Regions from separate parts of the Homo sapiens genome. Here regions 1, 2, 3, 4 and 5 are each linked to region 6. Evidence: chromatin loops called from intact Hi-C (ENCODE). Cell type or tissue: endothelial cell of umbilical vein. All regions are shown on one strand. Region 1 overlaps LOC105372255 (a long non-coding RNA gene). Region 2 overlaps RANBP3-DT (RANBP3 divergent transcript). Region 3 has its middle 20 kb from the start of MLLT1. Region 4 overlaps ACSBG2 (acyl-CoA synthetase bubblegum family member 2). Region 5 overlaps MLLT1 (MLLT1 super elongation complex subunit). Region 6 overlaps RFX2 (regulatory factor X2).

The links. Hi-C counts contacts between places; a loop is a spot of excess contacts. Peaks named below come from ENCODE experiments on the same cell type or tissue, not always from the same donor. Only the 100,000 strongest peaks of a DNase experiment are listed, where the experiment ranks them.
Region 1: a loop joins it to region 6, with 19 times the contacts of the local background. A loop is called at or near these places in 105 of 110 quality-filtered maps.
Region 2: it touches region 6 in a loop (10-fold over the local background); 16 of 110 quality-filtered maps call a loop at or near these places.
Region 3: a loop joins it to region 6, with 16 times the contacts of the local background. A loop is called at or near these places in 49 of 110 quality-filtered maps.
Region 4: a loop joins it to region 6, with 6 times the contacts of the local background. A loop is called at or near these places in 3 of 110 quality-filtered maps.
Region 5: it touches region 6 in a loop (3-fold over the local background); 14 of 110 quality-filtered maps call a loop at or near these places.

The regions. Positions count from the first base shown.
Region 1 is chr19:6,123,851-6,127,850 of GRCh38, forward strand. It overlaps LOC105372255 (a long non-coding RNA gene), which reads right to left. Exons shown (of 4, transcript NR_187772.1): 4 at 1,576-4,000. Among named protein-coding and RNA genes, the nearest start is that of ACSBG2, 9.8 kb to the right of the region's middle. RefSeq lists a silencer at 1,688-1,982. In endothelial cell of umbilical vein, CTCF peaks have their summits at 1,874 (motif pointing left), 2,073 and 2,670 (motif pointing right); DNase peaks (open chromatin) are centred at 1,851 and 2,661.
Region 2 is chr19:5,985,915-5,989,914 of GRCh38, forward strand. The region is part of intron 1 of RANBP3-DT (RANBP3 divergent transcript); the gene reads left to right. Among named protein-coding and RNA genes, the nearest start is that of RANBP3-DT, 9.5 kb to the left of the region's middle. In endothelial cell of umbilical vein, a CTCF peak has its summit at 1,610 (motif pointing right); a DNase peak (open chromatin) is centred at 1,597.
Region 3 is chr19:6,298,122-6,302,121 of GRCh38, forward strand. No RefSeq gene overlaps it. Among named protein-coding and RNA genes, the nearest start is that of MLLT1, 20 kb to the left of the region's middle. In endothelial cell of umbilical vein, a CTCF peak has its summit at 1,877 (motif pointing left); a DNase peak (open chromatin) is centred at 1,840.
Region 4 is chr19:6,164,153-6,168,152 of GRCh38, forward strand. ACSBG2 (acyl-CoA synthetase bubblegum family member 2) reads left to right here. Exons shown (of 15, transcript NM_030924.5): 7 at 1,714-1,863. All of the region lies in intron 2 of LOC105372255 (a long non-coding RNA gene), which reads right to left. Among named protein-coding and RNA genes, the nearest start is that of ACSBG2, 30 kb to the left of the region's middle. In endothelial cell of umbilical vein, a CTCF peak has its summit at 2,002 (motif pointing right); a DNase peak (open chromatin) is centred at 2,009.
Region 5 is chr19:6,217,061-6,221,060 of GRCh38, forward strand. MLLT1 (MLLT1 super elongation complex subunit) reads right to left here. Exons shown (of 12, transcript NM_005934.4): 7 at 894-981. Among named protein-coding and RNA genes, the nearest start is that of MLLT1, 61 kb to the right of the region's middle. RefSeq lists an enhancer at 1-596. In endothelial cell of umbilical vein, a CTCF peak has its summit at 1,617 (motif pointing right); DNase peaks (open chromatin) are centred at 1,621, 2,251 and 2,821; H3K27ac peaks cover 1,969 bases.
Region 6 is chr19:6,045,984-6,049,983 of GRCh38, forward strand. RFX2 (regulatory factor X2) reads right to left here. Exons shown (of 18, transcript NM_000635.4): 2 at 1,424-1,521. The coding sequence starts at 1,513. Among named protein-coding and RNA genes, the nearest start is that of RFX2-AS1, 15 kb to the right of the region's middle. RefSeq lists a silencer at 2,923-3,042. In endothelial cell of umbilical vein, CTCF peaks have their summits at 2,132 and 3,001 (motif pointing right); DNase peaks (open chromatin) are centred at 2,188 and 3,078; H3K27ac peaks cover 401 bases.

The DNA of each region.
Region 1 (4,000 bases), 78 kb after region 6:
AAAAAAGAGAATGTTCAATGTTTAGCTTAATTACGACTAAGCTGTAACGGTAACATAGTGCGTTGACTGGTCTAGGTTCTGTGCCTGAATGTTACCAACTTTTCAGGATTGATACAAAGATTTACCTTACAACTTGGCAAGGCAATCTAACGAAAGGGACAGTGGGGGCTTTGCGACTAGTTCCCATCTTTATAAACGACATTGGCTTCATCTGCATTATTTTAAGGACATCACTGTGTGAACTGTACCGCTTTTATTATTATGACTGTTTTAATAGACACAGGAGGCTGGGCACTGTGGCTCATGCCCGTAATCCCAGACTTTGGGAGGCTGAGGTGGGAGGATCACCTGAGCTGAGGGAGGTTGAGGCTGTAGTGAACGACAATTGTGCCACTGCACTCCATTCTAAACAACAGAGTGACACCCTGTCTCAAAACAAAACAAAACAAAAACAAATTGAGATGTAACTTACAGATGTCAAAGTGCATAATTCTTAATTGTTTACATATGTGTGACTTTTTACGTGTGTGTGTGTGTGTGTGTGTGTGTGTGTGTGTGTGTGTGTGTGTGTGTGAATCCTTACCACCAGCACCTGGATCAAGGTATGGAACATTTCCTTCTCCCCAGAAGGTTCTCTCTTGTCCTTTTCCAGTTAATACCTCTACCCCATTTTTCTGACTTCTACCACCACGTGTATTTTGCTTACTCTTTTATTTTAATTTTTTAGACAAGTCACCCAGGCTGGAGTGCAGGGGCGCGATCTTGGCTCACTGCAATCACCATCTCCTGGTTCAAGCGATTCTCCTGCCTCAGCCTCCCAAGTAGCTGGGACTACAGGTGCACACCACCATGCCCAGCTAATTTTTTGTATTTTTAGTAGAGATGGAGTTTCACCATGTTGGCAAGGCTTGTCTTGAACTCCTGACCTCAAGTGATCCACCTGCCTCAACCTCCCAAAGTGCTGGGATTACAGGCGTCAGCCACCGCGCCTGGCCTTTTCTGGCTTCTTTAGCATATTATATCTGTGAAGTTCATTCATATTGTTGAATGCATCAGTTGTTCATTCTTTTAAAAAAAATCTGAGTGGTATTTCATTATAAAAATATATCACTATTTATAGGTTTATTCTTTTGTTGACAGACATTTGGTTTGCTTCTAATATTTTTTAAAAAAAATTTTTTTTGAGACAGAGTCTTGCTCTGTCTTCCAGGCTGGAGTGCAGTGGTGAGATCTTGGCTCACTGCAACCTCTGCCTCCCAGTTTCAAGTGATTCTCCTGCTTCAGCCTACCGAGTAGCTGGGATTACAGGCATCCATCACCACTCCCGTCTAATTTTTGTATTTTTAGTAGAGACAGGGTTTCACCATGTTCGCCATGTTGGTCTTGAACTCCTGACCTTGGGTGATCTGCCTACCTCGGCCTCCCAAAGTGTTGGGATTACAGGCATGAGCCACTGTGCCCGGCCCCTCAAATTTTTAATAGACACAATTGGCAAGAAACGTCACGTGCACAAGCAAGTGGTAAGAAACTTCAAACCATTTTCTACAAGCCTTTAAAAAATTATAACAGGTGAAATTATGTCTAAGGACCCCAACTTCTTTATTCATTAACAAATATAAGTTTCAAAAATTGTTGTAATGATGTAAATGGCTTTTTGAATCCAGTTGAGTGTTTTCCCATCAGGCACTTCAAATGATAATGATGCTCTAATTTGCATGCATTGTTGGAGGAGTCATCCAGTTGCTGGCTTGATCCCTGCTAAAAGAGCATACCAGCTGCAAATTGACAGAAGAATCTGATACACGTGAAGATGGGGACTTGGAGGCTTTATCTGGAGCTGCAGCTACCAGGAGCCCCCTTCTGGTCTTCTCCAAGAACTGCACCTTGGCTTCATGGCCTTACCTTGGCACCTGGAACATGGACTCCTTCAGTATCTTCCAGTACCTGGATCCACAGTGACACAGGATGTTCGTGGTGGACAGCGAGTGTCAGACGTAGGGATCAAAGACACACCTCCAGACCTCACTCCATACTGGCCACCCCGACAGGAGCCTTGGATGAGGCTGCTCATGGCTGTAGATGACACACCAAGGAACTAGAGCTTTTCAGATGCCACCTGGCCACTCCTGTTCTCGGCCATAGCAGTGTTACTTGGTACTGTCAATGTCCACTGCATTCTGTCAAATGTGTGTCATTTAAAGACCACAAGACATAACAAAAATTAATTCGTTAAAACTTATTGTATTTTATTTTTTAAACTGAGATAGGGTCTCTCTCTGTTGCCCAGGCTAGAGTGCAGTGGTGCAATCACAGCTCACTGCAACCTCAAACTCCTGGGATCAAACAATCTTCCCGCTTCAGCCTCCCAAGTAGCTGGGACTACAGGTACGTGTCACCACATCGCGTTAATTTTCAAATTTTTAGGAGAGATGAGGTCTCACTATGTTGCTCAGGCTGGCCTCAAACTCTTGACCTCAAGCGATCCCCCCGTGTTGGCCTTCCAAAATGCTGGAATTACAGGTGTGAGCCACCATGCCTGGCCTAATTTTGCTTACACACACACACACACACACACAAGAAAATTGCAATTTCAGGAGCCATGACTTATGACATCATTGATTCCTGATGGGGCAGCTCAAAAAAAACAAAACAAAACAGGACCATAAGATGGCAGTATTGCATAACAAGCTTTACTGCACGGCACTTAGATAGGTTTGCATGCGGGGAATGTCCCTTCCAGCAGGACTCCTTCCAGAGGAACTCCTGGGACAGAGGAGAGTTAGAGGCAGGGCTTAAGTGTCTAGGTGATGTCATTGAGTAGCAAGGTGGGGAGAGTCTGCATCATAGAACTCTGAAAGGCAACAATAATTTGGGGTTTCTTATGGCTGTAAGATTTTTCTTCTCTGTGATTAATAGGTGTTGTTGGGTGCAATTTTATGGGGTATGCAAAGCAGGTGGGCTCTAAATGACTAAACATATGCTTATTTGTGCAATATTTATAGCAATGGATTGTGTGAGAATTTGAGCTTGGTGCTGGTGGGCTTTGAGCTGAGAGGTCCCTGCCTGCCTGCTGTAAAGAAATAAATGAGATAGGGCTGATAGAAAGACACTGTCTTTGGCTCACTTATACAGCAAGTGACAACCAATTTAGTTCAGACCTTTCTTGCTTCTAGACCTGCACCATCCACTCTTATCCACTTCTCATTCTTCCTGGAAGCTGCCACGGAACATGCAGACCCCCGTATCCACTTTTGCCAGTAGGGACACCCACTTTTGAAAAGCCACGGACCCCTGGCAACGCAGCTGCAGACATACCATTTAACTCACCCTGCCTGGAAAAGGAAAGTAAATGTTTTCTTCCCAATTTTTGCTAGGGAAATCCAGGCACATATATGTATTCAGTAACTCAATGATATAAATTTCAGGGCTTGTGTCTGTGTGTTATTGGAAAAGCATTTGAGGCTGGCTGTCATGGTTCATGGCTGCAATCTCAACACTTTGGAGGCTGAGGCAGGAGGCTCACTTGAGGCCAGGAGTTCCAGACCAGGCTGGACAACTCTACCTCTACAAAAAAATAAAATAATAAGCCCCGCATGGTGGTGCACACCTGTAGTTCTAGCTACTCAGGAGGCTGAGGTGGGAGGATTGCTTGAGCCCAGGAATTCAAGGCTACACTGAGCTATGATCACACCACTGGGCCTGGGCAATGGAGTGAGATTCTGTCTCTAAAAAAAAAATGCATTTGAGAATTTTAGCAAATCTAAGTACATTTGGAGTCTGCTAATATTACTGTATATGGGATTTTGGTGGGACCATCCCTAAGGATTTAATAATAAAATGTCCCTTTATATTGTTGAGAATTTTAAATAATTCTTTAAAGCAGTTATGTTCTGATAAATATTTAATAACTGGCTCTTGAGTGGCATGGGGCGCTGATTTGCAGTGTTTGCCAATTCCTGTGGTGTAAATACTCCCACTGTGGCTGATTTCAAGGTACAGA
Region 2 (4,000 bases), 60 kb before region 6:
GATCCTGTTAACATGGGGTAGGGCCACATTCTCCTTCACATGACCTGATCTGCAACCAGGTCAGCCGTGCTGAGAGGTGGAGAGCCCAGAGTGCCACAGCCGGGTTCCCAAGCCTTCACTTTGCTCGGTGACACATTCCTATCTCCTGATCAACTCTGCTTTTTCTCCTCCTCCTCCTCCTCCTCCTCCTCCTTCTTTTGTTGAGATGGAGTCTCCCTCTGTCACCCAGGCTGGAGTGCAGTGGCATAATCTCTGCTCACTGCAACCTCCACCTCCCGGGTTCAAGCAATTCTCCTGCCTCAGTATCCCGAGTAGCTGGGATTACAGGTGCCCGCCACCACGCCCGGCTAATTTTTGTATTTTTAGTAGAGACTGGGTTTCACTATGTTGGTCACGCTGGTCTTGAACTCCTGACCTAAAGTGATCTGCCCACCTTGGCCAGGCTGGTCTCGAACTCCTGACCTCAAGTGATCTGCCCGCCCAAAGTGCTGGGATTACAGGCATGAGTCGCGGCACCCAGCCTCTTTATTTTAAATTAAATAAATTAAATTTTACAATAAATACATTTGAAATAAATTCAGACTTAAAAAAAGTTGCAAAAATAGTACAAAGAGTTCCATATAGCCTCCATCAGCTTCCTCAGATATTCACATCCTGATCAAAATCAGGACATTCGCACTGATACAGTACTATTCACTAATGTGCAAGCCTTATTCACATTTCCTCTGTTCAGCTCTAGTGTCCCTTTTCTGTTCCAGGATTTAGTCCTGGATCCTGTCTTGCATGTAGGTATTTCTCCTTAGTTTCCTTTAGTCTGGATCATTTCCTCCATTTTTTATATACCTTTTCTTGACAACGACATTTCTAACGAGTACTGCCCAATCATTTGGTAGAATGCCCCTTAACTTTGGGTTTGTTTGATGTTTCCTCACAGTGAAACTCAGGTTAAGTGTTTTTGGCAGGGATTACGCAGAAGCGATGTGTGTCTGTGTCAATGCATCCTAGCAAGGGCACATGATGGCGATTTATACCTTTTTTTTTTTTTTTTTTTTTTTGAGACAGAGTCTCTCACTGTTGCCCAGGCTGGAGTGCAATGGTGCAATCTTGGCTCACTGCAACCTCTGCCTACCAGGTTCAAGCGATTCTCATGCATCAGCCTCCTGAGTAGCTGGGACTACAGGTGCGCACCACCACGCCAGGCCAATTTTTGTATTATTAGTAGAGATGGAGTTTCACCATGTTGGCCAGGCTGGTCTTGAACTTGTGACCTCAAGTGATCTGCCTGCCTTGGCCTCCCAAAGTGTTGAGATTACAGACGTGAGCCACCGCGCCCGTCCAATCGCTTGCTTTAAATGGTATCTGCCAGGTGACTTTTTCCCATTGTTATGTTGGGGGGATATTTTGGGCCTTTGTAAACAAATAGGAAATATTCGAGGAAGAGAAGGGGAGGAGGAGAAGGGAAGGAAGGAAATTAGCTCACTCACTCACTTGTTTTTGATCTTTCTTATCATGCATCGTTGCAAATAAGTAAACAAATCAGCCAGGCTTCTGGGCAAAATCCAACTTTGTGTCCCCTGTGAAAAGGAAAACGCTGTGTCACAGAGTGACCACTGGGGGGCAGCAGAGACTTGAGAGGAATCAAAACAACTCCAGGAAAAAGGGCAGTTGGCTACCTTCTGGGAAACTAAACTTACCGGTAAGCTCCGCATCTGCTGGGGTTCTGGTGTCTTCCATGAGCCAGGTCGTGGAAGTGGAGGTAGGGAGTCTTAGTTGCACCTCGCTCCCAGCCTGCTGCTGCTGTTGCCAAGCCGTATGGATGCCCCACCTTGAAAACTGGGGCTGTCACCTCGGGAGGGCTTCACGAGGTCTGAGAATCCCCTTCTGAGACTGGCTAGAAAATTCCTGGGTGCTGAGGGTGTACCTGTTTGGAGACTGATTGCAACCCCCCGAAAGCAGTTCTGGAAGATGTAAGCCAAGGGGGAATTTACTGGAAGGTTATGAGGATATTCATGAGATCAAAAAGAAAGGAGAAGCAACCAGCAGTTTCAACAGGTCTTAGAAGCAAAAATCACTGAGGACAATGCGCCGGGTGTCTCCCCCAGGATGCCTGATCTTTGACTGCTTTCAGTCTCACCCTTCAACGCAGGGTTCAGAGTCTAAGGAGAAAGTGTTGGATGGGGTCAGCAGGGTACGGTACGTTAATTTGTGCTCACCCCCAATCAAATTCATTCCTCCATAAATATTTTCTTTCTTTTTTTTTTTTGAGACGGAATCTCACTCTGTTGCCCAGGCTGGAGTGCAGTGGTACGATCTTGGCTCACTGCAACCTCTGCCTCCCGGATTCAAGCGATTCTACTGCCTCAGCCTCCTAAGGAGCTGGGATTTATAGGCACCGCCACCATGTCCAACTAATTTTTGTATTTTTAGTAGAGAAGGGGGTTTCACCATGTTGGCCAGGCTAGACTTGAACTCCTGACCTCAGGTGATCTGCCTGCCTTGGCCTCCCAAAGTGCTGGGATGACAGGCTTGAGGCACCGTGCCTGGCCCTTCCATCAAATATTTATTGAGCAACAAATACATATTGGGCTCTGTGTGCCCAGCCAGTGGTATGAGATGCCATTTGAGACATCCAAGTGGAGGCAGCCAGTGGAATCCCAGCTCCTCCCCGGGACCTAGGAAGCCCCCATCCCATGACTCTGCAGCCTTCCTCAACCTCCTGCCCTGCCATTCACTCTGTGCCCATGACACCAGCCTCCTCACTGCTCCCCCCACCCCCAACACACTGAGCTCATTTGCTCCCTTCCCACCTGGAACCGCCTCACTCAATATGTGAGAGCCACCCACACAGAGACAGTATTTAAAGCCACAAAAGGACGGTCACTCTTCCAAGAGAATCAGGGTGTTATTCCAAAAGAAGGCAGGATGGATGCTGGACAGCAAAACCCCACAAAATGTCCATGACAGGATTCCAGGAGGGGCCCATGATCTCACAATAAGCTGAGAACAACTCTCAGCCCTCCTGAGAGCCTCTGTGTGAGTGCACGTATACTCATGCATATATGATACTGTGGCTTTGGAGACCTATGCATATGCATTTTACATTGCAGCCCAATACCATAAATGCATGTGTATATGTGCACTCACACATACACTGAAATGAAAATTTTGCAAAGCTATATTTATCCTTATTACACCATCACTCCTGATGTTTTAGTTAGATTTTTATCCTGGTTCATTAGAAAAAGAAAGAGAAAAAAAAAGCCAAGCGCAATGGCTCATGCCTGTAATCCCAGCACTTTGGGAGGCTGAGGTGAGCGGATCACCTGAAGTCAGGAGTTTGAGACCAGTCTGGCCAACATGGTAACATCCTATCTCTATTAAAAATACAAAAATTAGCCAGGCACGGTGACACACTCCTGTAATCCCAGCTACTCAGGAGGCTGAGGGGGAGAATCGATTAAACCCAGGAGGTGGAGGTTGCAGTGAGCTGAGATTGTGCCACTGCACTCCAGCCTGGGCAACAGCAAGACTCTGTCTCAAACAAAGCAAAGCAAAACAAAACAAAACACCAAACCACACACACAAAAAACAAACCAAATCGGGTATAACTCACCAATTTGATCTCCACAGGGCTCCTGTGTGCCCCTGCTCCACCCCACAGCCACAACTCTCCCCCTCACTTGTACGATTTTAACAAGCACCTAATTGACCCCCCTGCTTCTGTTTCTTCCTGTGAATCCACCCTGCCCGAATACATCTTTCTAAAGCCCAGCTTTGATTACATCAAAAACCTCTGGTGGCCTCCTGCCTGAATTCCAGTTTCTTTGGAATTCCTTGTCACTCCTCTGGATATTTTTCTCTCCTCCATGGCACAGCACCTTCCTTCCCAACATCACCGTAAAAAACGCCTTCTCTGGGAGGCCCTCCTCACTCCCTCACACCCTCAATATTTGCTGAGCATGCCCGGTGATAGATTTGGGAAGTCCATTTCAACAAGGCA
Region 3 (4,000 bases), 250 kb after region 6:
CTAGCTACAGAGAGGATCTACCCACTCCAGGGCCTTTTTTTTTTTTTTTCTGAGCTATTCTGTTGCTCAATAAAGCTCCTCTTCACCTTGCTCACCCTCCACTTGTCCGTGTACCTCATTCTTCTTGGGCGCAGGACAAGAGCTTGGGACCTGCCGAATGGCAGGACTGGAAGAGCTATAACACAAACAGGGCTGAAACACGCCCCTTGCTTGCCGTGTTGATGGTAATGAGAAGGAGAGAAGAGCTCCAGCCCTTCAGAAAGCCTAGACCTGGGAGCTCCCTGAGCCAGGGCAGTGACTCCCTCTTTGAGGCCCAGCATGAAGCTTGGAGTCTCCAAGCTTCTGGGCTCCACCATGGTCCCTGGTGGCAGCCATGGACGCTACTTGTGGTGCACCTGGCCAAGCCGCAGCCTTGCAGAGAGCCAGTGCCCATGCCGGCACCTGGAGCTGCTCACCCTGCTGCAGCAGCCGGTGTGTCTGACTGTGCACAGGGGCTAGACCCCATGCTTGCTTGAACACACACCCCTTGCCACTCCACACCTGGCACACCCTTGGCAGGTGTGGGATCCAGGCTGGTAGCAAGAGCCGAGTGTAGCCTGCCAGGTCAAGTGGGCAGAATGAGCCCAGTGGGCCTGAGCAAAACTCAGGCAAAGATGCCACCAGCCACAGAGGTTTACAGCCAGAAAAGTGACACCATCCCAAGAATTCTGCAATGGCACCACTGCACTCCAGGCTGGGTAATAGAGCAAGACCTTGTATCTATGAACCCTGAAGACATTATGCTAAGTGAAATAAGCCAGACACAAAAGGACAAATCCTGTGTGATTCCACTCCTCTCCTAGGAGTCAACAGAGGTCCCTCAAGTCAACAGATTCATAGAAACAGAAAATAGGCTGGTGGATGCCAGGAGCAGGGGAGGGTGCTGGGGAGTGAGTGTTTCATGGGGACAGTTTCATGCTGGGAAGATGAGAAAGTTCTGGAGATGGATGAAAGAAAGTCAAATGCTATACATTCTCACTTATAAGTGGTATCTAAATAATGTGTACACATGGGTGTAGAGTGTAGAATGATAGACATTGGGTGGGCGGGGGGGGTGGATGGAAGGAGAGAAAGTGATGAAAAATTGTATAACAGATACAAAGTATATTATTCAGGTGATGGATACACGAAAAGCCAAGACCACCATTATGCAATATATGCATGTGACAAACTGTACTTGTAGCCCTTCAACTTTTTAGATTTTTTTTTTTTTTTGAGACGGAGTCTCGCTCTGTCACCCAGGCTGGAGTGCAGTGGCGCGATCTCGGCTCACTGCAAGCTCCACCTCCCAGGTTCACGCCATTGTCTTGCCTCAGCTTCCCGAGTAGCTGGAACTACAGGCGCCCGCCACTACGCCCAGCTAATTTTTTGTATTTTTAGTAGAGATGGGGTTTCACCATGTTAGCCAGAATGGTCTTGATCTCCTGACCTCGTGATCCTCCCGCCTCGGCCTCCCAAAGTGCTGGGATTACAGGCGTGAGCCACCACGCCCAGCCTAGATTTTTAAATCTAGTCACCCAGGCTAGAGTGCAATGGCGCAATCATAGCTCACTGCAGCCTCAACCTCCCGGGCTCAAGCAATCCTCCCACCTCAGCCTCCCCAGTAGCTGGGACCACAGGCATGTGCCACCACATCCAGCTAATTTTTAAAATTTTTTTTTGTAGAGATAGGGTCTCCCTATGTTGCCCAGGCTGGTCTTGAACTCCAAAGAAAGTAACATTTTGGATGTTCTGGTCTTGCTTTTGGTCCATAACGGAACTGTTACTGTTAATACGTTAAGTCTCTACCGCCCTCTAGTGGTTCACTTTATTTGCACCCCGGGAACAACGTTGAGTGTTCCCTTTTTATTTTGCCTAGTAGACGGTCCAGCCCTCTTTTGGGTACTTTTTGGAATTCCTTTTGGCCTCCAACCTGTTTCCTGTAAGCTCCCAGTTTGCTGCCTGCCACAAAAGTACACACACAGCCACCTGTTGCAATACACATACATAAGTATATATTTTTTTGAGATGGAGTCTGGCTCTGTCGCCCAGTCTGGAGTGCAGTGGTGTGATCTCGGCTCACTGCAACCTCCGCCTCCTGGGTTCAAGCGATTCTCCTGCCTCAGCCTCCCGAGTAGCTGGGATTACAGGTGCCCACCACCATGCCCGGCTAAACTTTGTATTCTTAGTAGAGATGGGGTTTCACCATGTTGGCCAGGCTGGTTTTGCACTCCTAACCTCAGGTGATCCGCCAACCTTGACCTCCCAAAGTGTGGTGAATACAGTTGTGAGCCACTGTGCCTGACCAGTGATTTTCATTTCCCTAACAACAATGATATTGAGCATCTTCATGTGTGCCTGGAGCTGCTATTATTATTATTATTATTATTATTATTATTATTATTATTATTTTGACAGAGTTTTGCTCTTGTCACCCAGGCTGGAATGCAGTGGCGTGATCTCAGCTCACTGCAACCTCTGCCTCCTGGGTTCAAGTGATTCTCCTGCCTCAGCCTCCTGAATAGCTGGGATTACAAGTGTGTGCCACCACACCCGGCTAATTTTTTGTATTTTTAGTGGAGACAGGGTTTCACCATGTTGGCCAGACTGGTCTCGAACTCTTGACCTCAGGTGGTCTGCCCGCTTTGTCCTCCCAAAGTGCTGGGATTATAGGCATAAGCCCACTGCACCCAGCATTTTTTTTTTTGAGACAGTTTCACTCTGTCGTCCAGTTTGGAGGGCAGTGGTACAATCTCAGCTTACTGCAACCTCCGCCAATTGGGTTCAAGCGATTCTTCTGCCCTAGTCTCCCGAGTAGCTGGAATCACAAGTGTGTGACACCATGCCCAGCTAATTTTTTGTATTTTAGTAGAGATGGGGTTTCACTATGTTGCCCAGGCTGGTCTCGAACTCCTTATCTCAGGCAATCTACTCACCTTGGCCTTTCAAAGTGCTAGGATTACAAGCGTGAGCCACTGCTCCAGCCCTTTTTTCTTTTTCTTTTTTTTTTTTTTTTTTCAGACAGGGTCTCACTCTGTCACTCAGGCTGGAGTGCAGTGGTGTGATCATGGCTCACTGCAGCCTCAACCTCCCTGGCTCATGAAGCGATCCTCCTGCCTCAGCCTCCCAAGTAGCTAAGACCACAGGTGTACACCACCATGCTTGGCTAATTCTTAATTTGTTTGTAGAGACAGGTTCTCGCTATGTTGCCCAGGCTGGTCTCAAAAAATCCTCTCACCTCGGTCTCCCAAAACACTGGGATTACAGGCATGAGCCACCAAGCCCAGCCTGTGCTTGGAGCTTTTGAGTTCACTTTTAAACTTGGAAAGAAGGCAGCCTAGCCCTCCTGGTGGCCGCTCCCACCCATGAAGCCAGCCAGAGGGACGAAGAGAGCCTGGCCCTGGTGACATCATTTGAAGCCTGGACCCAGCCAGGTCTGCAGCCTGGGGCTGAACTTCAAAAGTAGATATGCTGGCCAGGCACAGTGGCTCACGCCTATAATCCCAGCACTTTGGGAGGCTGAGGTGGGCAGATCACCTGAGCTCAGGAGTTCCAGATCAGCCTGGGCAACATGGTTAAACCCCACCTCTACTAAAAATACAAAAATTAGCTGGCATGCTTGCATGCACCTGCAGTCCCAGCTACTTAGGAGGCTGAGGCAGAAGAATTGTTTGAACCCAGAAGGTAGAGGTTGCAGTGAGCCGAGATTGTGCCACTGCACTCCAGCCTGGGTGACAGAGCAAGACTCTGTCTCAAATAAACAAACAAAAGTACATATTGCTGATTGTCCGTTTGTGATTTCAGTCAGTTGGGGTTGAATATTTTGTCCTTTTTCACCAACAGACCTTCCTGATTAAGCGGATCACCTGAGGTCAGGAGTTCAAAACCAGCCTGGCCAACATGGTAAAACCCTGTCTCTATTAAAAATACAAAAATTACCCGGGTATGGTGGTGGGTGCCTGTCATCCCAGCTGCTTCGGGG
Region 4 (4,000 bases), 120 kb after region 6:
CCAGCATGGGTCTGGTGCCCATCCCAATCCAGTCATTTGTGGCTGTGGAAGCCGGGGGTCTTCTACCGGCCTTTGAAGGAACACCCTTTGTAGGGAGACCTAGGGGCATCTCTGAGAAAGGACAGGTTCCCCCAGAGGGCTTGTGTGTGCTCTTCCTCTCACCCTTGCCCTACCTTGTTACAGATTATCTGGGCAAAGGGCTTTGCCTGCTCAGATGAAGCCAGCATCACCCTGGGCAGGTTTCAGGCAACACTGGCCATCTGTAGAGGACTTTGAGGGGCCTTTTTTTTTTTTTTTTGAGATGGAGTTTCACTCTGTTGCCCAGGCTGGAGTGCAGTGGCGTGATCTTGGCTCACTGCAATCTCCACCTCCCCATTTCAAGCGATTCTCCTGCCTCAGCATCCTGAGGAGCTGGGATTACAGGCGCCTGCCACCACACCCGGCTAATTTTTGTATTTTTAGTAGAGATGGGGTTTCACCATGCTGGCCATGTTGGTCTTGAACTCCTGACCTCGTGATCCGCCCACCTCAGCCTCCCAGTGCTGGGATTACAGGTGTGAGCCACCGTGCCTGGCCGAGGGGCCTCCATCTTTAAGTCAGCGCATCACCCTCATCCAGTGCTTTGTTGGGGGTTCAATGGTAGAATTTCTGCAGATCCCATGTGATGCTCAGTCGATACAACCCAAGAGTTCACTTTGCGGCACCGAATTCTGTCATAGTTAAGAGCACAGGCTCTGGAGTCAGACCTTGGGTTTGAATGCTAGCTCCTCTCTTCACTTGCCTTAAGTAATCTGCCTTGGGCAAGTAATCTACCACCCCTGAGCCTCAGCTTCTTCACCTGCCAGAGTGAGGCAATGCATCAATTATCAATAAGGATGCCTTTGGTCGTAAGTGACAAAAGTCTGACCCCAAATGGCTTAAGCAACAAACAAACAAAAAGATAATCTGTTGGACCATGCAACTACAGTTCAGGGCGTGGATTTCAGGCATGGCTGGAACCAGGGGCTCAAAGAATGTGCCCAGGCTCTATTTTCCTTTCTCTATTTCTTGGCTCCGCTCCAGCCTTGCTTTCTCACATAGTCCTGAGATGGTTCAGCAGCTCCTAGAGCTACATCTTGACTCATTCACATACACAGTCTGTGTCTCAGAATTCCCAGGTAAAGTCTTCATCTTCATTATGATTGGACCACTTGAGGTCACATGTCCAGACTTGATCCAATCACCATAACCCAGGCTGATAGAACAGTTTGAGCCAATTAGGGTTGACTTCCAGATCTGTGGGTGAAGTCAGCCCCATCCAATTGGTGACTAAGAAGTAGAGTGGGGAGTGGAATTTGGGAAGGCAGCGAACAAATAATACCTAACTCCGTAGAACACTTACCACCTGCCAACTACTATTCTGAGCACTTTGCATATATTAACTCTCTTACTGCTTAGAACAACCCAAGGAGTTGCGTCCTGACATCATTCCCATTTTACAAATGAGGAAACTGAGGCACAGGGAGCTTAAGTGGCTTGGTGACGCTGCGAGGAAGTGGCAGAACTGGAAGCAGAGATCTTGGGACTTTTGTAAGAGGTGCCAGGACTGGCACATCCTAAGCCCTTCCACCTGCTGAGGATCATTCTTTAGGAAAAGCTGATAGGACGAGGTCTGGCTGGGTGAGAGGACTCCCGACTGCCTTCTCATCCTCCGCTTGTCTTTTCTGTCCACAGTGGGATGATTTCATGGAACTTGGCAGAAGTATCCCTGACACCCAACTGGAGCAGGTCATCGAGAGCCAGAAGGCGAATCAATGCGCAGTGCTCATCTACACTTCAGGGACCACAGGCATACCCAAGGGAGTGATGCTCAGTCATGACAACGTACGCCAAAGTCCCTTTGCTCTGGAGTGGTGGCCTTTGGGCTGTTTCTCTTGTTGGCTTCCAGGGGCAGGGTGGCATTCCAGGGTCTAGTACGCAGTGTGGCTCCTTCACCATTGGGGGTTAGAGAGTAGCGTAGTTGCTTCACTAGGGGGCAGCAGAGTGCAGTGATTGAGATCAAGGAATGCTGGCCATGTCAAAAGCAGAAAAATGTCTGGCAGGGTATGCACCCAGCAGACAATGATTCCTCTGTGTGAGTCAGGAAGGTTGTGTGTGTGTGTGTGTGTGTGTGTGTGTGTGTGTGTGTGTGTGTGTGTGTTTTGAGATGGGGTCTCCCTCTGTCGCCCAGGCTGGAGTGCAGTGGCGCAATCTTGGCTCACTGCAACCTCTGCCTCCGTTCAAGTGATTTTCCTGCCTCAGCCTCCCAGGTAGCTGGGATTACAGGCACCCGCCACCATGCCTGGCTAATTTTTGTATGTTTATTAGAGACAGGGTTTCACCAAGTTGGCCAGGCTGGTCTTGAACTCCTGACCTCAGGTGATCCACCGCCTTGGCCTCCCAAAGTGCTGGGATTACAGGCATGAGCCACCACGCCCAGCCTACTTTATTTTTCAGTTGTGTGTGTGTTTTGTTTTGTTTTGCTTTTTGAGACCGAGTCTGGCTCTGTGCCCCAGGCTGGAGTACAGTGGCACTCCACTCACTGCAACCACTGCCTCCTGGGTTCAAGCAATTCTCGTGCCTCAGCCTCCTGAGTATCTGGGACTACAAGCCAGTGCCACCACATCCAACTAATTTTTTGTATTTTGGGTAGAGATGGAGTTTCACCACGTTGACCAGGCTGGTCTCAAACTCCTGACCTCAAGTGATCTGCCTGCCTCGGCCTCCCAAAGTGTTGGGATTACAGGCGTGAGCCACAGCACCTGGTCTGTTTTTACACTGTTTTTAGAGATGGGTTCTTACCATGTTGCCCAGGCTGGAGTGCAGTGACTACTCACAGGCACAATCATCATGCACTTAAGCTTCAGACTCAACAGGCTCAAGTGATCCTTCTGCCTCAGCCTCCCAAGTAGCTGGGTCTACAGGTGCATGCAATCACACCTGGCCTGCTGGTTTTTAAATGAAGAATTTCTATAAAAGCATTCTTATAAATGCTTCCCTGCCCCCCCTCAGCCTAGGGTAATAGTTACCAGCACACACTGGTGTCTGACCACCTCAGTGTTGGAATCCTGGCTTTGCTACTTGTAAGTAACCATGTAAGCTGGTGTGACATTGGTCATATGACATCACCAAACTGTGTGTCAGTTTGCCCAACTGTAAAATGGGGAGAGTAGAGGGCCCAATTCTGGCAGAGGGCCTGGCCCATGGAAGGTCAGCAATGGAAGATTGCAAAAGTCAGCCTCCACTCCCTTAATACACTGTCTCAGCTAGTGCTGTATAGCAAGGTGTGGAGCTAGGATCATCCCCCTGGGTCTGGAGGTCCCGATCCTAGATCCACACCCTGGAAATCTTCTCTGAATTTCTCATTTTAACATGAATCCAAATCTTTTGCCAACACTGTCTCCTTCAGCAGAACTCCTTTCCTCCTCCTGCATCTTAGCTCAAGGCCTCTTAGAAGTTTTCTGATTTTTCTACAACTATGGTTTTTACTCTCCCACACTGTCTGTCTGAGCAATATCACGGGCCCAGGACTAAGGTCTATATGTAAATTAAAACTTGGCTTCCTGTAAAATTTGATGCATAAATATATTTTGCTATAACAACAAGGAAAGCAGGCTTCAAGTTTGGCAATAAATCACGGGAGTACAAATTAAAAGTTCAGACATTACAGAAGCCCTTGGACTCAATTGTATGATGCATGATAGAGAAAAATTATTTTTGGCCCAGTCTCCATCATCGCTCCCCTGGACCTGTGTGGTTGCTTCCACCCCATCCGGTTACCCGCCTCCCACCCAACTCCCACCCTCACCCCCACCCCCAGTCTATCCTCTCTACAGCCACCAGAGAGTGCCTGTGAGCACCTGAGTCAAGTCCCAATCCTCCTCTGTCTGCAGCCCTCCATGGCTCCCACTTCCCTCCAGGTAAAAGCCCAAGTCTCCTGAGGCCCACAAGGCACTGCAAGCCTAGCCCCATCTCCCTTCTC
Region 5 (4,000 bases), 170 kb after region 6:
ACCAAGGCAACAGAGGGACACAAAGCCCTCAATTACCTTAGTCACATGATCCCGCTTCAGTAGGTCCCCCTCCCTTCCCGGCAGATAAGAACACTTGGAGCGAGTGTAGGCTTCAAGGGCCCCATCCCCCAGCCCCCTCGGCAACTGCACGGCTGAATTCCAGGCCAGACTCCCTCCACAACCCCGCACACTCCTCTCCCCCAGCCCCCCTGCAAAGGATTCCAGGCCAAGGGGGAAGGAGGCTCTTGTTCCAATCCAGGAGTGGAAACGCTTTTTGCCTGGGAGTGGGTGCTGGGGTCTGGACTGGGGCCGGGGGCTCAGGGCAGCTCTCCCACTGTGTCCTGCAGGCTGCCTGGTCCCCAGGGCCCTCCCCACTCTGGGGCAGGCTGGTGCAGCCAATGGGCCTATGTCCTTTCCCCAAAAAGCCGCCCCTACTCAGGGTGGCCTGCCTGGAGAGGGAGAGGGCACTCCAAACACTCCGGCAGCAGGAGACCCCGGCCGTCCACAGGCAGCCAGTGCCTCGCTGGCCCTGGGGAGCGGGTGGGATGGGCGGAGGAGGTGACGCCGTCCGTCCATGGTCCCCAGCAGCACAGGGAGAGTTCTGGCCATGGGCAGGGCCCTCACCAGAAGCCCCTCACCAGCCTGGCTCCAGGCACGGGGTGCATGCCAACAGCCACCACAAGGAACAGTGCCCCCGGGCCTGACTGGAGGTCTGGTGACTTGTTCCTGCTTTGCTTTTAAATATAGACTCCCCCAGGCCACCAAAACCCTCCATGTACAGATCTGCAGGGCCCAGCCTGTGCAGGCAGTGGACGCTGAGGAATGCCCATGTGGCCTGAGCTCCAGGCCCTCCCCGGCCCCATCCGTGCCCCCCAGCTGCTCTCCATACACACCTTGGCTGTGGTTCTGGGATGGCTCGAAGTCTGAGTCTGAGCTGGAGTCTGAGCTGGAGCTGGAGTTGGACGGGCTTGACTGGGCAGACTTCACCCAATGGTGGGATGGGCAGGGAGGGGAGAAAGGGAGAGCTGTCACCTTTCAGCAGAGACAAAGGGGGCCCCCTGGCAGCAGCTACGCTGAGTGGGTCTCCCCCAGACACCCCTAGGGTCCCAAGGGTACCCACGTGTGCCGCTGAGAACCCACTAAGGAGCCAGCGGCCAGGCCATGCGCAGCCTATAGCCTCCCGTGCCAGCCCTAGGACACCCGTGGATGTCTGGGTTTCCGGTAGCGCCAGGAGACCGTGTGGACCACGTGGGCTCTCCTGTCTACCCAGGCAGGTGCACAGGGTACTGGGAGGGAGGCTGGGGCAGGGGCTTGAAGTCCCACAGGTGGGTGGGCCTTGCCTTCGTCCAAGAGGGCAGGCATTGACTGGTGTCGCAAAAATGTCTGGAACAGGAAAGCTGGGTGTGGACACTTCTTGTTCTGACCCAGTGCTGTCCGGGGCTCAGGGGTGGCAGAGAGCTCTGTATCCCCACCCATTCGCTGCTCCTACCGCCAGCTGCCCAAGACACTGAAGAGCGTGCGTGCACAGGGGACAGAAGCCATGGGCAAGCCCGGCCCCACCCGCCTCCTCCTCCTGCAGCTGTCCTTCCAGGCTCAGCCACCAGGGGGCAGTAAAAGCCACAACAAGGACACAAGGGGTGGGATGCCAGGACAGAGGGTGACAGTGCAGGGCAGGCGTGTATGGGGCAGAGGCGTAGCTCCTGGGTGGACGGGAGGCAGGCACTGCAGACACCTGCACGGGGAGGGGCCCATTGTTCTGGGCCCACATTTCTGCCAATGAGCTCATCCCAAGGGGTGTGCCAGAGGACATGGCGGGCCCAGGGCAGCCCCCTCACCTTGGGGGCCCGTCTGGTGGAACTAGGTGGCTTGAGCCCCTCAGACCAGTCCCCTCCAGGGTCCTCCCTCCATCAGGAGGAGGCAGCTGGTCTGCTGGATTCTGGCAGGGGCCGCTGCAGCCGCCAGCCATGCAAGGGAAGCCGTGAACGGAGTACTGAGCTGGTGGGACTCAGGACCTTGAGTGCCTGGGAGCCCCCGGCCCCTCCCCTAGCATGTGGAGGAGACAGCCTCCACCCTGCAGAAGGGTCCCCACGAAAGCCCAAGGCCTCCCCAAGCAGCAGGTCCAGACTCACCCGTGCCTGAGAGGGAAGAGGGACTTCCCAAGGGTTTACTGCAGCCCAACCCAGCCCCCTCCTGCCCCTCAAACCAGCCCCTGCCAGCGCCCCTTCCCACCAACACATGGCGCTCCCTGATGAATCATCACTGGGAAAGCCTGCCGTGGTGCCCATCAGTCACTGCCCACTCAGGCTACCTGAGTCCCGGACACATACCCCAGAGCGTCCAGGACCCCTGGCTGGGCCTGCCTGGAGCTGGGTGATGCACAGCCTGGACTTCTGTTCTTGGGGGCCAGGGGTGAGTAAGAGGTGACCGAGAGATGGCCTATTTAACCCCAGCCTTCTAACCAGCAGGCCTTGCTACTCAGAACAAGGCCGTCCTATGTCAGCCTCAGTTTTCCCAGCACCGCCAGCTGCCTGCACACCGAGGCCAAGGCTAGTCCTCCCTTGACCTCCGGATGGAATCCCTGGGGCAGAGGGGTGGGCACCAACCTGGAGGGAGGTGGACTGGAGAAGTATCCAAGGTCCTGGCCCCATATCCCATGCACTTTCTCACTAAAGGTGGAGAGGGGGCAGTTCAGGCGGCCAAAGGAGGCTGCACAAGGTCAGCAGGGATGGAAGCAGAGAGGATGCTGAGCCCCGAGAGGCCCCCAAGCCTGTCCTGGCGCCGTGCCAGACAGAGGAAAGCCAGTCAGGCACACGCATCCCCTTTCCTTCCGCCCAAATCCAAGGGGCAGGGAGGAAAAGAATCCGGAAATGGTCTCAGCCAGAAGAGCCCTAAGGTGGTGTGATCAGAAGGGCCACCGGAGCACGCCCGGGGCTCAGAGGGAGGGCGGAGCAGACTGGGTCCACGACTGACTCCAGATCCCCAAGGGCCAGGGAGACCCCAAGGCAGCAGCTGGAGGACGTGGGAGCTCGGCTCGGGGACTCGGCCCAAAGAGTGGCCCTACGAGGGTGGGCGTGGGCCAGACCCCAGCTGGTGCAGATTCTTCCGATGGCCGGTTCTGGTAGCACAGCCACACACAGCCTCTGGGGAGGAGCAGCCCAAGACGGCCAAGGGGAAGCCAAGGGGCCAGTGGTCTGGAAGGCCGATGTGCTTCTTCACCATAGCAGCCTGGGCTTCGGTGAAGCCCCCGGGGGAAGAGGCGTCAGGGACTCTGTGCTGTTGGGGCCTGGGTCTCACTCCCGCACAGACCTCGGGGCGCTAAGCCGCATTGCTCAAAAGCCTCTCAGCACGCGGGGCGCTCTTCTTCGGCCAGGAGGAAGTCCCAAAGCCTCCTCCAGCAACTCCAGCCTCAAGGCCACCCAGCCACTCTAAGCAGCGGCGTCCGAGGTGGCAGGAAGCTCCCCACAAAATATTCCAGCTGTTTCACAACACTGGTGGCGGGAGCCAGGAGCCAACTCACTCACTGCCGGGGGCCAGGCCGGGTGAGCAGAGCGGAGTGGAGCGGGCCGTGGAGCTGCCTTGCCGCTGCCCAGCGTGCTGCACACCCAGCCCCAGGTACCAGAAGACCTCGCCTGGAGATGCCTGGCCTGGGACTGCATGTCACTCAGTACCTATCCCCAACCCTGGGGTAGAAGGGAGGGGACAAGCGCCTGCCCAGGGCTGTGGTTGCTGCACAGGCAGAGAAGGGGTCAGGCTCGGTGCCCAGCAGGCACCGCCAGGCCCTCCCACAGCTGGGAGGGCTACTGAGATGGGCCGGGACTTCTGGAAGGTGGCACCGGCCCCCCCACCGCCTCAGGGTCATAGCAGATGGTGCCGTCTTCAGCCACTGCCAAGCCATGGGAGCACCGGGCACTCAGCCTTGCCAGCCCATGTGTCTATGAGCCAGGATGCACTGTTACCCAGAGGCTGGACCGTCACCCCCAGCCAGCCCCACCACCTCCAT
Region 6 (4,000 bases):
GCCCTGAATTGTGTGTTTTAAAACCATAATCATTTCTTTTTGCTGTGCTCCTAACTTTTAGATTCCAGATCGAGGTGGTCACACGGCCACAGTGGACCTCTGCACACTGTGATGAGCCTCCAGCCTGTTTCATGTGGCCGGTGCCATTCGCTTTGTATTTCTGTCTTCTTTATGGCTTATTTCATTCCACGGTAGAAATCCAGGAGCAGAGAAAGCCTGAATGTGAAAATTCTCTCTCTGCGAATTTTAAAGAATATGTTCATTCAGGTGCTAGATTCTATTTTGAACAAAATCTTAAGAATTCTAACTCATCTAGGCTGGGCGTGGTGGCTCACGCCTGTAATCCCAGCACTTTGGGAGGCTGAGGCGGGCAGATCACCTGAGGTCAGGAGTTCGAGACCAGCCTGGCCAACATGGTGAAACCTCGTCTCTACTAAAAATACAAAAATTAGCCGGGCGTGGTAGTACACGCCTGTAATCCCAGCTACTCGGGAGGCTAAGACAGGAGAATCACTTGAACCTGGGAGATCGTGCCACTGCACTCCAGCCTGGGCGACAGAGCGAGACTCCGTCCCCCCCCAAAAAAAAAAAAAAATTCTAACTCATCTTTTGCCTTTTTGCCTTTTTTTTTTTTTTTTTTTTTTTTTTGTCACTTAGGTTGGAGAGCAGTGGTATGATTACAGCTCACTGCAGCCTCAAACCACTGGGCTCAAGCAATCCTTCCACCATAGCCTCCTGAGTAGCTGGGACCACAGGACGTGCACCACTATGCCTGGCTAAATTTTTTATTTTTTATTTCTTAAAGACAAGGTCTCTGTCACCCAGGCTGGAGTGTAGTGTCACAATCATGGCTTACTGCAGCCTCAACCTCCCAGGCTCAGGTGATCCTCCCATCTCAGCCTCCTAAGGAACTGGGACTACAGGTGCAGCCCACCACGCTTGGCTAATTTTTTTTTTTTTTTTTTAGAGAAAGGGTCTGGCTATGTTGCCTAGGTTGGTCTCAAACTCCTGGCCTCAAGTAATCTGCCAGTCTCAGTCTCCCAAAGTGCTGGGATTACCTGTGTGAGCCACTGCACCCGGCCTTACTTCTTAATTCTTAATAAAGCATTTCTGTGTAAAAGGGTCATTTCCAAGTACAAGAAAACCTCCACTGAAAGCTAAGAAGAGATCAAGTCAGATTTGGGAGAGTGGTTTCTTTTCCATTCATGTCATTGTTTCCTTGATGGGATCTTTTTAACAAATATTGAAAAAGCCAAATACAGTTAAGGAAATTGTGCCTATTTCAACAGCAGCAGCACTGGGACTGAGAAGTCCATTCAGAAAAATACAGATTCCTCTCTTTGCAGATCTGAGCAGCTTTCAAACCCATAGAGATCGCGTCCACACTGTGGCCACCCTGTTGTTGCTGAGAGGCGCGCGTTACCTGCGGGGAGGCTGGCACAGGCGGGGCTGCCGCCGAGGGACGCAGAGCCACGGACGCTGGCGAATCCGCTCCACCCTCGGAATTCTGCATGCTCAGGTCTAAAGAAAGGCGGAGAGAGATTGGGTGGGCAAGGGCTGCAAGCACTGAAATCCGAAGAGGCAACTAACAAGTTCAAGGGAGGGAAGGAGTAACCAGCTACATTCTTCAAAGTCGAAAGGCAGAGACCCTGGTGGTACTGCCTAAGTGAGGAGCTGCGGAAACAGGCTGCACAACTGTCCCACAGAAGGAGAGAGGGGCCAGAGAAAGTTTTCCAAATATAAAACCCAAAAAGGGCTCTGTCAGCGCACAATGGCAGGAATTCCTCAACAGAAGGCCGGGACACTGGCTCTGTGCCCAAGTCTGAGCAGGTTGAACTATTTTGAAGGGCTCAATTGTTTCCTCATTTACCCAGAAATCAAAAGCTCTGGGTGGGTGACTGCCATTTGGGAAGCTACTGCACCCCAAACGACAACGGGAGAAACTCTAAGGCTGGGTTTCCCCACTGTGGCACCGTTGACATTTGAGCTGGATACTTCTTTGCTGTTGGAGGCCCATTCTGGGCACGGCAGGGTGCTGAGCAGCACCCCTGGCCTCCACCCATTCCATGCCAGGAGCGCCCCCTCCCCAAGCTGTGGCAATCACAAATGTGTTCAGATATTGCCAAGTGACCCCTGGAGGGCAGTGTGAGAACCACTGGCTAGGGAGAGAAAAGGTGACCTGCAGAGGGAGCAAAGAAACAGTACATTTTATCCTGGGCTGGATAAAAGTCCTCACGAATTTTGGCAGTAAGTAAAAACTGCCTTCTGTTCAAAGCCATCTTTGCCCACAAGAAAGTATAAACATATATTTCTTTGCTGTCAGAGGCATACATCTTTCAAATAGGTAGTTTTACAATTCTATATAAAACCACTCATTTAATATCGTGGCAGATGATACAAATTTGTTCCATGAAAATGCTAAAAGTCGAACAGTCTTCACTTTTAAATAAACAATCGGCTATGTTGAGCATTTGAGACATAGTTAAGTACACACACTTAGGTAGGGAGGTGGCTTTGTGATCAGGCACACCAGTCCCCCGTCCTGGCACCAGCTTTGAGCATGTCACCCTCCCAGTGTGGGGTCTCCATGGCTCCTGCCTGCTGGGGGTGGTGAGGACTGAACCTCAGACATACATCGCGGTGCCCACGACATCGTCAGAACACAATAGACATTTGCTAGAACTTTTACGTTTCTCTATCACCCCCAGAGGTTTTATCTCTTATAATGAGTGAAAAAAATTTTAAGCTTTTTAAAAATGAAAAGTCAAACTTACAATAAATTAATTTACCTAAGGAAAGCAGAAAGGGATATGTGTGTTTGAATTCGAGTGTGCTGGATTAATCCCATCTGTATTGTTGGGGACTATTCCCCGACCACCACCGCTCCCCGGCCCCCGCCCCCGTCCCCTCCCAAACGCCTTCGATGCCACCCAGAGCCCCACGGCCAGTGCCTGGGGATTTTTCTGTTCTGTGTGAGCCTGACTCACTTCTCACCACTAGATGGCCCCAGAGCCACACGGTGATTGGCTGGGGCGTTAACTAAACCTTACACAGCCCGCACCTCCTACCTTCTACTCTTTCAAAAGATTGTAAATTTCCCATAGTGTATTTCCTGAGTCCTCAACTCACTCTCTGTCTTTGACAGAACTGACCTTTGGAATTTTTCTGTTACAAGCTGCTTGTATTTACAGTTTCCTTTAAATGTTTAAATCAGTCATTTGCACACCATCCACCATGCTGTTCCCGTCTGAAGCCAAGCGGGTAGCATCAGTGATACTAGGAGATAATTTGACTAGAACTCTTTGTGAAAGGAGTCCACCAGTGATAAAGTCAGAATGCTGACTTGACTAAGACCAGTTCCTTGTTCCGCAGGTGGAAATAATTTTGCTCCAAACTCCAGACCTTATTTAAGTAAGAAGAGGCCATGAGAGTGTTGGGGATAAATGGCGAGACCGTGGTCTGTCCACCATGGCCAGAATGCACCTTCCAGAAAGCAAGTTGTTCCACATCACAGGCATTTACACATGAATGTGTTCCCCTAATTTATTTTTATTAATTATTATTATTGTTTTTTGAGACGAAGTCTTGCTCTGTCACCCAGGCTGGAGTGCAATGGCATGATCTTGGCTCTGCCTCCTGGGTTCAAGTGATTCTCCCACCTCAGTCCCCTGAATAGACGAGATTACAGGCACCCACCATCATGCCTGGCTAATTTTTGTATTTTTATAGAAACGGGGCTTCACCATGTTGGTCAGGCTGGTCTCAAACTCCTGGCCTCATGTGATCTGCCTGCCTCAGCCTCCCAAAGTGCTGGGATTACAGGCATAAGCCACCGTGCCCAGCCTGTTCCCCTAATTTAACACACTATTTACCATGTGTTGTCTTATAGGTCAGACCAATGAGTCTGTGGCTTTTTGCCTGTGGGCATGCCCCAGTCCACAAATGCTTGGGTGCCAGAAAGCATCAGCCTCGTTATCCTGAAGGGTCAGAGGACAGAGTT